Linked DNA regions of Homo sapiens: region 2 is linked to region 1. The links are chromatin contacts, found by Hi-C or POLR2A ChIA-PET in ENCODE. All regions are on one chromosome and are shown on one strand. The core of a region is the stretch at or near the end of the contact, and the rest is flanking DNA. Distances in the headings are between cores, read along the strand shown.

The links. A loop is a pair of places that touch in the nucleus more often than their neighbours do. ChIA-PET counts read pairs that join two places held with the same protein, here RNA polymerase II (POLR2A). Pooled maps may share reads with other maps.
Region 2: a pooled map shows a loop between it and region 1 (2.1-fold over the local background). The contact joins two enhancer-like sites. A Hi-C loop is called at or near these places in 4 of 168 maps with a recorded cell type or tissue (Calu3, cardiac septum, heart right ventricle and 1 more), 2 of 37 single-sample maps with no recorded cell type and 1 of 50 pooled maps. POLR2A ChIA-PET finds 5 or more read pairs at or near these places in 5 of 52 experiments (HEK293, HepG2, PC-3 and 2 more).

Annotation. Positions count from the first base shown.
Region 1 is chr6:163,455,527-163,460,991 of GRCh38, forward strand. The region is part of intron 2 of QKI (QKI, KH domain containing RNA binding); the gene reads left to right. Among named protein-coding and RNA genes, the nearest start is that of QKI, 44 kb to the left of the region's middle. RefSeq lists an enhancer at 4,856-5,085. Within about 2 kb of position 2,550, at least 9 of the 41 ENCODE cell types and tissues checked have a DNase peak (open chromatin) inside an H3K27ac peak, as active enhancers do.
Region 2 is chr6:163,512,126-163,517,140 of GRCh38, forward strand. The region is part of intron 3 of QKI (QKI, KH domain containing RNA binding); the gene reads left to right. Among named protein-coding and RNA genes, the nearest start is that of QKI, 100 kb to the left of the region's middle. Within about 2 kb of position 1,971, at least 3 of the 41 ENCODE cell types and tissues checked have a DNase peak (open chromatin) inside an H3K27ac peak, as active enhancers do.

The sequences.
Region 1 (5,465 bases), core at 1,300-3,799:
ATGCAGTCATCAACTGAAGTGTGAATAATTTGGCATGATAATTTAAAAAATTTCTCTCTAAATATGTTTGCATTTGATTGCTGCTATGTCACTTTGGAAATGCACATGGTATAGACTCTTGGGTTTCAAAACTGGATGAGGAATTGTGGAAAGCACTATGGCCTGACTGACACAGAGCACCAAGCACAACATTGCTCATCTTTAATCTGACCTTCAAGAAGCCACAGCTTGGGCCACAGCATTCTTTCTGTAAAATGAAGGTGTTGGACCATAAGTTTCCTTTCAGCTCTAAAATTTTTATTGAAACCACTGATTGTAATCTGATTTTCCCCCATCTTAGTCCATTGTTGAACTATTCTCTATAAGCATCTTGTTGTGAATAGCCTCCTTGTCCTATATCTGTTAATTTCTAAATAAATCCAGATTCTTTGCTTTTTGTTACAAAGCCCTATATGATACGGTCCATTCTATTTCTCTGGCCTCATCTTAAATGATTTTCCCTCTTCTTTACCACACTGTAGTCACATTGACCCTCTTTTGGCTTTTAGAATAAGTCAAGTCTATTCCCAGTCTTAGGGACCCCATGTTAGTTGTGCTCTGATCTCTACTGGCTGGCTGCTTCTTGTCATTAAGAATTTAGCTCAAATGTCACTTCAGAGAGGCTTCCCCTGACCTTTTTATTTAAAAGCCATCTATCTAGCTACTCACTGTTTCACGTTGTCTTTTTTTTTCTTTGCAATAGCACTTATAATCGGGCATTTTTCTGGTTTATTTTCTCTCTCTCTGTCTCCCCTGAAGAATATAAGGTGTACATAAAATAAGAACCTTGTCTTTGTTATTCACTGCTGTATCCCTCATAATATTGGCACATAATAGGTAACAATACTTGTTGAATGAACCAAGAAAAGATGATGGCTTTTTGCTAAGTTTCAGAGGACTTTTATGAAAGCAGATGAAAAAAGGAGTTATTATAATATCAAAAATATGATGTGCTCTATGATTCTTTAGTTATATGGACAGAATACTAGTCTGTAGATGAGAAATGTCTTAAGTTGAATTAATAGGAAAAAGCTTTGATATTTTACAGTTACATTACAATTTGCAAAAATTGATCTGATACTTTTTTTTAAAGGTTATATACATTTACTCTGGTTTTATAGGTATTTTTGGTTGCAAATACACAAATAGTCTTGGATAATGTAGGAAAAGAGGAGTTGGTTGGAAGATTATTGAGTAACACAGAGGATTAAAGGAATAGTTGGAAAACAAAGTGCCATGTTAGGCTAGGAATCAGGGCATCTGAGAACTTGAGCAGCAGGAGTTTGTGGAGCTTCTCGGTTGAGAGCCTTGCTGACATAACTTGGCATTGGTGCCTCCCAGACTTTATCTTTAAAATTCAGATTCTTAGAAGAGTGAATGTGTTTTGGGCCTTTCTGACTGGGGAAGTGAGGTTATCTACCATTACCTAGACAGGACCACTGTGAGCCTACCCTAGGTATTAGGATTATTCCTAGAGATGGGAAATTGTGATTTGGGCAGCTGTTCCAATTGGGGTCTACTGCTGTTAGGTTTTTCACTATCCTGGAAAGGATAGCAACTGTCTGTTTTGCTTATTTAAACGTTAAGGGATAATGTTTCTGCAGTGGGCATTAACATAGAATATGTAAGACCACAAGACCTTGATAGAGAATATAATGTTAATCTGTCTGGTTCCATCTCTTAAAAAAAGAAATCCTATTCAAGGAAGGGGTATTTATGCATTCTTTAAAAGACATGGGTTTCATACAGTCTTCTAAGTCAGGACTTGAGTCTAGAGGGCACCTGTTCACTATATTCCTTTCCTTCCTCCTCCAGTTGTGACTTCTTGCCACGGTGAACTACTATTACCGACTGGTGTGTTGGAGCATGGCATTTGTCTTGATCGGTGATTCTCAAAACACAGTCCTTGGACCATAGTATCTACGCTTTCTGGGAACTGTAAATGTTCAAGCCCCTTTCCATACTTATTGAATCAGAAACTCTGGGGTAAGGGCGAGGCCTAGCAATTTGCCTGTTAAGCCCTGTAGATAATTCCGATGCATGCTGAAGTATGAGAATCACTCCTCTAATTTTTTTTTTTTTTTTTGGAGAGGGGACAGGGTCAGCCAGGCTGACAGGTAGGTGATCATGTACCTGGTCATTTTGCCAGGCATCGTTTCAGGAGGCCTGAAACAGTAAGTGGTGAAGTGATGAATTAAACAGTGTCACTGGTCTTGTGGAGTGGACATTTCAGTGACAAAGACAAACAGTACACAAATGAATCTATAGCTGTAATCAGTGTTATGGAGAAACATAAAGTGGGGTAGACAGATGAATAGTGACTGTGTATGGAAGGAGGTATTCATTTTTAAGGGTAATCAGGGAAGAAATCTGTTACAATATGATGGGAATGGAGAGACAGGAACAGAATGATGGGAGGAAGGCATGAAAACCATCTGGGAGAAAAACATTCTAGGCAGAGTGAACAGCAAGTACAGCTGACTCAGGCAGGAATGTGCTTGGGAAGTGTTGTAAGATGTGAGGTTAGAGAGTTAGCACAGGGGCAGTGTCATGCCGTGGTCAAAAGTAGGAACTCAGATTCAGACTTCTAGCTAGTTTTGCTGCTTGTTTTGTGACTTTGGTACTACACTTGATCTTAACCAAAAGGCCAGGAAGTGATGATGTTTTGTGACTTTAAGCAAATTACTTTTCATTCCTGGTGTTCGCTTTTCTCATTTCTGTAATGGAGATATTAAACCTCTCACAAGATTATGAAGACTAAAGAGTTAATATGAGTGAAGCAGTTGGAAAACATCTTTATGCTATGTGTCACAAGCTCTATGAGGGCAGGAATCTTTTTGTCTTTCAGTGCTGTATTTCTAGTGCTTAGAATAGTGTCTGATAAATGGTGTATTCACAATAAGTATTTGTTGCACATATTTGTATGAAACTCATTCTTTCAAATATTGTTAAACTTTTCTTTTTCTTTAAACCTGTTGTCTTTTGCATTTGCACATAGCACCTTACTTACAGAAGTCAGTGTTAAGTTAGAGATGTGTTTTGGACTTGGCAGTGCAGATCTCTGAAACTGATATGAGAAGAAAGTCTCAGACTCAAGGTCTGAGAAATGAAGTAGTGCTATAGTCTGTAGCCCTTTGCAACGTTTTTGAAGTTTGGCCTCATGATGTGAGAATGAGAGGCTAATATGAATAGGCCACTGAAAATGTATTAAAATTTTCACAGAATTAATATTTATTAATAAAGCAGACTTCTATTGCATCTCTACTGTGTACCAAGCACATCCTAGGTAAGAATATTTAATTCTTTTGAAAAAAACTCTTTGATATAGTAAAGACAATAGGTTTCTTAGTCAGGCCTAGGTTTTGAATTCTGGCTTATCCTCTTATTGGCTGTATTTGTCAACAGTTGCCACAATAATGCTCCATGATAAAACACTCTAAAACTGGGTGGCTTAAAAATAATAATCATTTATTTCTGTGCTCATGGGTCTGTATGTTGGCTGAGGGTCTACTGGTTAGGGTGAAGCCTAGCTTGATTGAGGCTAACTGGGTGGGTTTAGATCTTCTCCATTTATGTTCCTGCTGGGCCCAGGCTAAAGCGGGCAGTGGCTGCTTAGGGCATGCTCTTATGGCAGGCCACTGGAATGCAAGATCCAAGCCAAACTGCATAAGCAGGTATAAGGCGTCTGCTCTTGTTGCTTTCCATTAGCCCAGTGATTCTCACCTGGTGGCAGTTTTACCTATGGGGACATTTGGCAATACTAGAGATACTTTTGGTGTCTAAACTTGGGAGAGGGGGTACTATTGGCATCTAGTGGGTGGAGTCCAGGGATACTGTTAAACATCCTGTAATGCACAGGGCAGTCAGCCTCCGTGCACCTCCAGCCCCCCAACAAAGAATTACCTGGACCCAAATGTCAGTAGTGCTGAGGTTGAGAAACCCTGCGTTAGTGATACCAAGTCACTTCATTTACAGAGAGAAGGGGACTGAAATAAATATTTGCCGAAAAATAATTGAGATGATCACATTGGCTTTGAGCATATGCTTGCTTTTTAGAATCTGTTTCTTTGTCTATGAAGTTATAAGGTTCACTTCATAGGATTGTTGGGAGGAGTAAAGGTAACAAATGTGTGACATCTGATAGAGCAGGCACTCTGTGGTTTTTGTGATTACACATAAGAAAAATAATCCTGTTCTTGAAGGAGTTCAGTCTTGTGTGAAGGATAAACGATTAAATTATTGAAGACTTTAAGTTTCTCATGCATTCATGAAACTACAGACATGAAAGAACATTGAAGTTATATTTAGACCATCAAATTGTTTATTTGGCTGGTCAGGTTTTCTTGTTTGAATCCATGGAGATGTGTTATAAATGATTATGAATAGAGTTAACTGATTTATTTAAGTAAAAAGTGTTATATTTTGAATGAGTCAGTAATAATTTTGTCATTAAATTTGCCTAGTTATCAATTTCAAGTTGTTAGAAATTGTTCTATAGGATCTGCCAGAGTAGTAGACTTGATAAATATTGGCAAGGTCTAGCTGTTGATGATACTAGTCGTCCTGTTAAATACATGAACAGATTAGATTGGTAAACTGCTTCCTTTGGACATGATGATTAAATTGTAGTGAGACTTCTTGGAGTTTTATGTGAATATAATTCTGATTTTCTGATGTTTTTAAAATGGGATTTAATTTTGACTAATAGCTTTGAAAGGCATCTCTTGGGTCTAGGCCATCATGAATACCCATATTGTCAAAGGTTTTGTAAGACAGACAAATGTCTTTTCAAGGATTGTGTTTTCAGCCTGTAGGATCCCAGCCTGGTTGCTATAGTTAGTAGTTTAGATTCATAATGTTATTCACAGTACACTCCACTGTCTCTCTTATAATAATACATGTTGATGATGGAACACGAGTTGTAAGTTCTCTTTCTGTTTCATTTTCCTGGGTTTGCAAATCAGCTTAGGCTCGTCATAGCTTCTGAGTTAGTTAGCATAGGGTTGTTGTTTGTCAGCAGTCTTGAGAAGTTGGTGTCAAATTGGGTGTTGAGCTGGCGTTTGTTTTAGAGGGATTATGGGGAGAGGGGCCAATTCAGTAAGTTATCTTTCCTTAAAGTCTTTGTTCCTTTGACCATTGCGGCCTTCTTATTGTTGAAGGATCACGAACTTCAGGAGTCTTGATGTACACTACTTTCACTTTCATTCTTCTGAATAACAAATGATATTAAATCAAAATTTAATGATATTCAAAGTCTCCTTTTTCAATACCCAGGTTAACACTTGATTTTTGCCTGAATATGATCATATTTTGTGAGTGAAAATAATAATGCTTTAAAATTACGATCTACACATCTGTCTTTGATAGTTTGTACAGAAATCTATTTAAAGGTAGTTTTTCTCAAAAGGTTAGTACATATTTGTATT
Region 2 (5,015 bases), core at 721-3,220, 56 kb after region 1:
ATTTGACAAAATTCAATACACAAAAATGATAAAGCTTCCCAGCAAACTTAGAAGGAAACTTCCTCAGTTTGATAAATTCGCCTTATGAAAAGACATAGTAATATACTCAGCAGTAAAATTCTCAGTGTGTTCCTCCTAAGGTCACAAACAAGCCGAAGATGTTTGATTTTACCCTGTCTATTCCAATTTGTACTAAAGGTCCTAGCAAGTGCAATAAAGCAGTAAAACAAAATAAAAGGCATACAGAATGGAAAAGAAGAAGACTTTCTTATTTTTTAATATAGAAAGTTCTAAAGTATATAAAAAGGTCATTCCAGCAAGAAGAGATCATGATCCTAAGTCTCTGTGTATCAAGTAACATAGCTTGAAAATATATAAAGCAAAAACTACCAGAACTAAAAGTAGAAGCTCAGAAGTCCACAGTCATACTGTTCACACAACTCCTAATAACTGATAAAGAGACAAAAACTCAGTAAGAATAGAGATGGTCTGAACTACACAAGTAGCATACTTCATTTAATTATCTAATTATCAAAAAGAACATTGCATCCAACAATGACACTATTTACATTATTTTAAAGTGTACATGGTACATATTGTCCAGTTGACCACGTGCTGGTCCATAAAGCTTCAGGAAATTTCAGACATCTGAAATTATTCACAGTATATTCTTTAATCATAGTGGAATCGAGCTGGAAATTAAAAACTAAGAGTTGGCCATAAAGGATGTATGTTTTAACTTAAGCATCTGGAAAGAACAGTAGAGTAGATTAAAAGCAAAGAGGAAAAATTAATAAATAGAAAATGTATTGAAAATTATATAGTAGTCCTTCCTTATCCACAGTTTTGCTTTTCATGGTTTCAGTTACCTGTGGTACAGTACAAGATGCTTCGAGAGATCACATTCACACAACTTTCATTACAGTATATTGTTATACTCTATTTTATTGTTGTTCATCTCTTACTGTGCTTCATTTATAAGTTAATCTTTATCATAGGCATGTGTTTATAGGAAAAAACGTAGTGTATATAGTGTTTGGTACTGTCCATGGCTTCAAGCATCCACTGCAGGTCTTGGAACATATCGCTTGTAGATAAGAGGAGGACGACTATATTGATGATTAACTAAAATGAAGGAAGTTTCTGTGAAAATTTACAAATGAGACAAACTTTGTAAAACTGATTAAGAAAAAACAAGTAGAACTAAACTTGATTGTAATTATTTTATGTATCACCAACTTGGTGATACATAAAATACACAAAACAAAAAAGCAGATTAATTGACAGAGAACTTGCAGTTCACAGAGTTTTTATTTGTATATGAATAATATGAATAGGCTTTTTCTAAACTTATTTCGTCCTGTCATTTCATTGTATCCCATGGTATACATTAAAAGAAAAATGTAAGTGAAATTAATTAGTGAATGCCTAAGACTTTTTCGCAGAGTTCAGTATCAGTTTTTAGTCATGTTTTTCACAACATACAGCAATCTATACTACCAGGAATGTTCGATGATGCAGCATTTTTAAAAGAGTGACTTACTATTCTCCTCTAGAATTTCTTCCCAGGCCATTTCAAGTTTTTGTGCACATTGTTGTCAAGAAATGTGAAGCGCCTAAGATTTTTATCTTGTAAGATAAGCTAGCTTGCCACCACAGTTTCATGGATGATGGCAGAAGACCTAGGACTTCTGAATCAGAAGCCATGCTTTATTATTTACAGCAAAAATAGTAGCAGAGTGTTAGCATACTTGCACTGATGCCCTGAGCCCTGGTGTGCACAGGGTAATGCAGAGGCCAGACAACACCTGCTCTTGGTGGGCTGGATTTCAGAAGAGGAGCCCAGGGCCAAGGTCCCCACAATTCTTGAGCAAGAAGCAGACAAGGCAGTCCTCTACCCTTGACCTCCTCAGTTGCATATGTTACTGCAGAAACTGCTCAGCCAGAGGAGATAGATAACCCTTGCACTCTGGCACACTCAGTGGGAACATTGAGGGCTGCTCAGAGCTCACCCAACAGTGGTTAGACAGGAACACCTGTGGCTTACTGCTGCCTAGCTTATGGCATTAATGAGACACATCGGGTTTCAAAAAAACCTTAAAATACTTTTTAAGAAATGTCTTAGAATAGGTGACACACTGTAAGTAAGTGAAATCAAGGGCCAAATTTGAAATACTGTATTTAAAAAATCATGGAAAATGCAACAAACAGCTTTAGAGCTATACATTTGAAAACTGATAATAATTTATTTATCTTAAAGATATGTATTTTCAAATCTATATAGTAAAATCTAGTTAGAAATCCTAACTTTTTTTCTGGTGGAATTTAATGAATTGATTACAGAATTCTTAAGATAGTAAAATTGCCCATTGGTAGTTGGGACAGTTCTAAAAGAAAAATGGAGGAGTGCTTTCAGAGCATTTAATTCTTATCAGTTTCATAATTGTCTGTATGACTGAGGGATAAGCAGGTTGACCAATGGAATTAGACTAAGCTATTTTACTCGGATATGTATGTGTGTATTGTGGAAAGAAAGAGGTAGATGGAGAGAAATTTACATGAGAAGTGGGAAGCGTGAATTTAATAAATGATATTAGGATAGTTGAATTTGCATATGCAAAAATAAATCTTTTGATGGATCACATGCCCAAAAATGAAGAGCAAAAAACTCAACCACTAGAAGAAAACATAGGAGATACATTTATGACTTCATTGTAAAGCAGGATTACTGACTAGAAAACTTATAAAGGAATATCAGTAGCTATAACTACATTGAAATGTATTTTAAAAATCCTTTTTATGCAAAAGACACCATACCCCATTTAAAAGACAAGCCACAGAGTGGGAGTGTATTTGCAACATCTGTAACAAAATGTGTATATTTAGAATTTATTAAAAATTCATTCAAAAACAATTTTAAAAGATCACAAATTCAATTAAAAATGAACAAAGTGTGTGAACAGGCAATTCACAGGGCAGAAAACCTGAATTAAAAATGAACATTTGAAAAGATGCTTTACCTTATTAATACTCAAGCGAATGCACCTTTATATTTAATGAGAATAATGTACCATTTGATGTCCTCAATGTTATCAAAGCTATGTCTAGGATATGGAGAAATATGAACTCCCACACAAGTCAGTGTAAATAGACACAGACATATTGGAAAGCAATTTGGCACTGTCAACTAATAGTGTGTGTTTTTTTTTAAGAAGGTCCTGTTTGTGGAAATTTCATTATGTGTCAGTTTCTTAAGAAACTCTTGTCACATGTGTTTTGGAAGATGGGAATGAGGATATTCACTGCAGGATTGTTTATAATAATAATAAATTGGAATCAGTATAAATGGCCATAAATGGAGAGATGGAAATATAAATTGTGGTTCTTTGTGTAGCAGAATATTTTGGGGCAGTCAAAATGATGAAATTTGATCAAATACACTTGATTTAACACATACTACATCTTGATACTATAACGTTCAAAAGAACAGTTTGAAATTATTCTGTATATTTGATTAGTGATAAAAATATATTGGTGTGTTACAACAAAAGGGAAACTTACATATAATGATATGGCGATAGGTCATTCTATATGTGAAGTGGAATTTCAAGTGATCTTATTTCTAGTTTATTAAACTTTCAGAAAGCACTTTGAATATTGAATATTTGACTTTTTCTGGCATAGGTAATTAGTGACTGTTTTCTATTTAAGATACAAAATAAGTCCAGCAATTGACATTTGCTATGTAATCAAAGCTTTTCACTTTTTATTTTTATCTCAAATCGGTCACCTCTTTGTGGTATAAGCTGATTATTTATCTCTCAAATCTGTCACCTCATTGTGATGTAATCTGATTATTTATCTCTCAAATCTGTCACCTCATTGTGATATAATCTGATTATTTTTAAAGAGAATACCTTTTGATGGGATAGTAACTAAATGTGGTATTCTAGGATGTTAAGGTAAATTAAGATTAATATTTGTTTTGTGGGTCCTTCATTAATGTCTTTCCTTAGGAGTGCAGGCAATTTTTAGAAAATCTAAAGTACATATATGCACACATGACACTCAACAACATACATACATTGTACCCCTCAGTGTCTACCTGTTGCTTGCAACTCAATTATGGGGCCTTTTTTGGGAAAAATGTAGAGTTTCTAAAGCTTATTTTATTTATTTATTTTTTTGAGACGGAGTCTGGCTCTGTCGCCCAGGCTGGAGTGCAGTGGCATGATCTGGGATCACTGCAACTTCTGCCTCCCAGTTTCAAGCAGTTCTCCTGCCTCAGCCTCCCAAATAGCTGGGACTATAGGCGCACACCACCATGCCCCGCTGAATTTTGTATTTTTAGTAGAGACAGGGTTTCACCATGTTGGCCAGGATGGTCTTGATCTCTTGACCTCGTGATCCACCCGCCTTGGCCTCCGAAAGTGCTGGGATTACAGGCGTGAGCCATTGCGCCCAGCCTAAAACTTCATTTTAAATTAAGCTTGAGGGCTTTTATGGTCTTTCAATATACCTTTAATACCTTGATGACTTATTTCAAGAAAGCTTTTTATTTTTCTGGTCTTAACTATTTTCCATATTTATTGGATTAATCTGTTTATTAAATAAAATATGTTTTCATACTGAAATGAATACTACTTGCGTTCTTACTGGTGTAGAGGTGTAGGCTAGAGTATTTGACATTCTGGAATATATTTTAACTTACTTGGCTTTAAAATACTCCTTATCATACTATAACTGTTTTGAAACACATATCATAATGTTAGCCTCTTGGGTTCATGCCATGAGCTATAATTATGGTGTTAGTGCCATAATGGGATGTTATAAGTTTTATTTTAGAATTTTTATGAAGGTGAAGCTTTAAAGAAAAGCTTAACAAGTTTCAACCAGAGAAGCAGTAGGGGACACACACACACACACACACTCACTCTCTCTCTCTCTCTCTCTCTTTCTCTCTCTCTCTCTCTCTCTAGCTCTCTCTAGCTCTCTCTGTCTCCCTTATTATGAGG